Linked DNA regions of Homo sapiens: region 1 is linked to region 2. A link is an interaction called in ENCODE POLR2A ChIA-PET data of the cell type or tissue named here. Cell type or tissue: endothelial cell of umbilical vein. All regions are shown on one strand.

Region 1 (2,500 bases), 120 kb before region 2:
AATCCCAGCACTTTGGGAGGCCGAGGCAGGCAGATCACCTGAGGTTAGGAATTCAAGACCAACCTGGCAAACATGGTGAAACCCCGTCTCTACTAAAAATAAAAAAATTAGCCGGGCATGGTGACATGCACCTGTAATCCCAGCTACTCAGGAGGCTGAGGCAGGAGAATCACTTGAACCTAGGAGGCAGAGGTTGCAGTGAGCCAAAACTGTGCCACTGAACTCCAGCCTGGGCAACAGAGCAAGACTCTGTCTCAAAAAACAAACAAACAAACAAAAAAAAACCTTATTAAATATAACACATAAATTCAGAAAAGTACATAAAATATAGAGATATACCTTAAGAAGCTATTGTAAATTATGTGCTCATGTAACCATCAACCTGGCCCAGAAATATATTCCAGCCAGTATCCAAGAAGCCTGCGCAGATATACCTTTCAGTTCACACCTCCCTACCTCCCACCTAGATGGACTCCTTACCCTAACCTGTATGTAATCACCTCTTTGTTCTTGGACAGTTTTCCTCTTTGGGCAGTTTTACTGCTCACGTATGAATCCATAAATAAGTGTTTCTCAGTTTTCTTTTCATTTTTGCCCCCCTAAGAAGCCTTTTTAGAAGTTTTCTTCCTAGTTTTACCCCCCTGCTCCATGGAATTTTAACACCATAGATAAATCGTATATCTGTTTATGTTCTGTGGCCCTTTGGAGGGCAGCAGACCATTTTAATAGCTAAGATTGTTTTCACTCTAAAGATCAGTTTTCACTACACTGCAGGTGATATTGCCTCCACTAAGAATGCATGCCCTAATCAACATTAGTTTTACCTATTTTTGAACTGTATATAAAGGGAATTGTACAAAATAGGTTTTGGAGTCCAGTCTCTTTTACAACTGTGTTCAAGATCCACCCATCTTGTCCCACATAGCTGTAAACCACTTTATAAACACCACAATTCTCCATTTTATTGGAATGAACACTTGGGTTTTCTATTTGGTGCTATTATAAACGATGCTGCTCTGAACATTCCTGTGTCTCCTGGTACGCCTAAGTACTCACGTCTTAACGGAGAATATGTCTACGAGATTCCTGAACCATAGGGTATGAGTATCTTCTACTTTACCAAATTGTTTTCCAAAGCACTTGTACAAATATACGCACCCCACTGGAAGTATATGGGGTCCTGTAACTATTTTCTTACCTTAAAAGAGAAGTTAAGCAAAATATATTCTATGCCTTCTTTTTCTTTTAAGATCTGAAGATCACTGTGCAAAGGACTATCAGGGTCAACCCTAAGAATTACAAAACAAAAAACAGTTCAAATAAAAAGTTAGAGATTTTTTTTTTTAACTAAACTCAAAAATGAACTAGTATGACAGCTAAAATAGAGCACCTAGGGCAAGTTCCAGAAAGAGAAGGTCTAAAGCTGCTCTGTATCACCAGGAAAAATAGAGGTCACCATAGGTTCCAGCTCCTTGGGAATAAATGTCCAAAAGAGACCATAATACTCTAAATCTAATCTAGTAAAGGAGTTCAGAGTTTGCAGTCACTCTAAAGGAAAATAGTCACATGAATATAATTTTCTCAAGAACTCAAAAAAAGTTTAGGAAAGCATATTAAACTTACATTATTAGCCAAAGGGTTCAAGGAGAAAAGTTTGCCATGGTCAGAACTATGAAAACTTAAATCACTAAAAAAACCTGTATTTGTCTACAACTGTCCTATATATACAGGTCTAATTTGAATCCCACCTCCCCCCAACTTTTTTTTTTTTTTTTTTTTTTTTTTTAAGAGACCGGGTGCCTCATTCTGTTGCCCAGGCTGGAATATAGTGATACGATCGTGACTCACTGCAGCCTTGATGTCTGGAGTGCAAGATCTTCCTGCCTCAGCCTCCCACCACCCCCAGTAGCTGGGACTACAGGTGTACTCCACCATGCCTGGCTAATTTTTTTTTTTTTGTAGAGATGAAGTCTTGCTATGTTGCCCAGGCTGGTCTCAAACTCCTGGGCTCAAGAGATCCTCTCACCTCAGTCTCCCAAAGTGCTGTATATATTTCAAATATAAACTGGTTATCACAGTCTCATGAAGTTATTAAATACACTTTTGTTTTTAAGTTCCCCTGCTCTAACTCCATAAAACACTTTATCCCGCAGCTGGTCCCTCTTTCTGTCCTTCCTCTTTCTCACTTTCTTATTAGACCTCAGCAACAGCTCATTTAAACAATCTAAGAACTATTTCTATAGAAACAAAGTCTAAAGTTCTAAGTAAAAGCCATAGTATAAAGGTATCAAGTTAGAAGGAAAATAACCTCCACTGTGATAGTCTACCATTGCAAAGAGTGGGTGAGCATTAAAAAGCCACTTACTTCTGCAGTTTAACATGCCAGTCATATAAACTGTCATTTATGAGTTCCACTGAATAAATCCCTGTTAAGATATAGAGCATGTTAGCTACTCTTCATTTCATCATATAACTATTACTATGGTATAAATGTATACAC
Region 2 (2,500 bases):
TGCAGAAGGCCTTGGCAGGGGGCGCGGTGGACCCCACCCAGAACAAACAATTGGGGTGGGGTCAGGGAGAACCGCCCTCCACTTACCTGTCTGGAGAGGGTCCTCTGTACCACACTGTGTGCTTCTACACACCCAGGCTGAACACCCCATGGGAGGCCCTCCACTTTAGCACCTTGACAAGAAGGGTGGGGACACTGGGATCAGGCCCAGCCCCCTGGCCCCAAACCCTGCAGCCCCAGCTGGAGGATGAGGAGATGCTGGGCTTGGGTGGGGGAATCAGGGGTGTAAAGGGGCCTGCTCACTCCTCAGCTTGGCTCAAGGCTCAAGGCATCAAAGGCTCAGCCTGCCCCTCAGGAAGGAGCCTGGGCCCAGCCAGACACTCACCAGGACAAGGGTGAATGTGACGAGCAGGAGGCCTAGAATGAGGAGAGCCACAGCATAGCCGGGGATGGAGGCATCCAGCAGGCTGGAGGCTTCAAGGCTAGCAGTGCCTAGAGCAGACCAAGAAGGCTATGGCCAGGTGGGGCCCTGCCTCCCAGACTTCTGAGAAGGCAGAATCTGGCACCAGAAGTTGCTGCGGGACCAGAGAGCTGGGGCTAGGAGCATCTTGGAGGGCTCCATGAGGAGGGGAGGCAGGTTTCAGATCAGGGCATGTAGAGGCAGCAAGCCCAAGGGAGGAGGCAGATGGACAGAGGGAGGGGGCCTGCAGAGGGAAGGAGGTACTGACCGAGGTCTGAGATGACCGTGTCTACCAAGAGGCCCTCTGCCTCCCCCAGGGTGTGCAGACCCACACGAGAGCCTGGGCTGATGCCGCCCTGAAGAAGGTGGCACCCACTCTGACGGTCAGTGGGTCCAGCCTGGTGGGAGGATCATCCCACTTCAGGGGGCTGGGCAGCCTGGGGGGCCTAAGGGAGGTCATCTCTTCCAGCCTCCTGCCTTCAACCCCAGAACCCAGGTCTGAGCCCTGGGTCACCCAGGGCCACCCTGGACCCACCGGAATTCCTCCACCACCACTGGTCAAAGTTCTGCAGAGATCTGAGGACGAGGGTCAGCTGGGGGGTCAGGAGAGGATGAAGAGGGTCACAGCTCTACCAAAGTCTTGTCCAGTCATCCCCCATCTTCCCGAGGCTTCTTCCCCGCCCCCCCACTTCATCCCGCCACTTCACCCATCTTGTCGGTTGCCCCTGAAGTGCCCAGAACTCAAGGCTGGTTTTGTCCTCCAAGGCCTTGGTGTAGGGCTGGCCCAGGATCTGCAGCCAAACTTCATACAGCACCAGCTCTGCCTTCTCCCCTAGAGCGACAGGGGTGGAGGTGGCATCGGCCTGCATCCCCTCTCCTGGAAGCCCTGGAGTGGGACACACACCCAAGCTCTAATGCTCCATCCAGGGGTCAGCTGCTGTTGGTGTAAAGGCCAAATTTCTTGCTGCCTGCTTTTGTGTGGCCCACGCGCTAAGAATGGCTTTTACATGTTTAAATGGTTGAAAACATGGAAAGTAGAGTCGTATCTTGTGACACATGAGAATTACGTGAGATGCAAACTTCCATGTCCATAAAGAAAGGTTTCTGGGAATGTGGCCACGCTTATCTGTTGACATGTTGCTAGGGCTGCTTTCTTGCTACAGGGGAGGGTTTGAGTAGGTGGTGACAGAGACCCAGTGGCCTGCAGAGCCTTAAAGAGTTCCCATCCGGCCCTTTACAGAAAACGCTTGCTAACCCCTGCACTGATCCACCTAATGGAATACACTGCCCACTCCGTGAGTTGATCCTAGTAGGAAATGTTGCTGATAATTTAACAGCTGCTGCTTTTATGTTTTATTTTGTCCCTGCTCTGGTGGGAGACATGTAAGAAAATTCACTCCCTGGGAGGAGGTCATGGTGGGGCTTGTGGCCATCAACGGTGAAGCCTCTTTAAGAGGATGCGTGGGGAGCTCTACCATCTGCTGAGAGGGTTGTGAGGGGCCCTCTGTGTTGAGGAATGAAGAGGGAACGCTGCCTGTGTGCTGGGAGCTGGCTTTCTGGGGAGCAGAAGAGATGGTGGTTCGGGCCTGCGGAGGCAGAGGCCCAAACCAATCTGGTCTCTGGGGCTGCCGGCAGGGAGAGTAGTTGTGTAGGAGTGGGTGCAGGGGCAGAGCCTGAAGGAGGGCACCCCTGACTGCACCCCCAGGAGGCTGTGGTGGTGGGGGTGGGGCAGCACTGTAGGAGGACCAGCGCCTTCTGTGGCTGAGGGGTCCTTGGAGAGCAGCTCCAGGCAATGCGTAGCTGGAGGGGACTGATTTGACCCAGCGCTCTCCTAAGCCACAATGCCCGGCCTAATGTACTGTTTATTTAAAATTCTAAGGATCTTTAATAATTTTAATAAGGATCTTTAAATAATTTTCCATGGATCATATTTTTATTGCATTTTAAAATAATTTACAATTTGCTTTCACACATATTCTCCCTCATCTGATCCTCACAACTGCCCTGGGAAGGAGGTTGGAGACAGAGTTGGGGCCTGTTA

The links. Peaks named below come from ENCODE experiments on the same cell type or tissue, not always from the same donor. Only the 100,000 strongest peaks of a DNase experiment are listed, where the experiment ranks them.
Region 1: POLR2A ChIA-PET joins it to region 2 with 7 read pairs; 4 of 35 experiments call an interaction of 5 or more read pairs at or near these places.

What each region holds. Positions count from the first base shown.
Region 1 is chr15:75,877,887-75,880,386 of GRCh38, reverse strand. It overlaps UBE2Q2 (ubiquitin conjugating enzyme E2 Q2), which reads right to left. Exons shown (of 13, transcript NM_173469.4): 7 at 2,366-2,426; 8 at 1,199-1,289. Among named protein-coding and RNA genes, the nearest start is that of FBXO22, 25 kb to the left of the region's middle. In endothelial cell of umbilical vein, no CTCF peak of the experiment used is centred here; no DNase peak of the experiment used is centred here.
Region 2 is chr15:75,760,014-75,762,513 of GRCh38, reverse strand. MIR4313 (microRNA 4313) reads left to right here and starts at 199; the gene lies at 199-299. It overlaps LOC101929408 (a long non-coding RNA gene), which reads right to left. Exons shown (of 4, transcript XR_932487.3): 2 at 385-491; 3 at 87-172. In endothelial cell of umbilical vein, no CTCF peak of the experiment used is centred here; no DNase peak of the experiment used is centred here.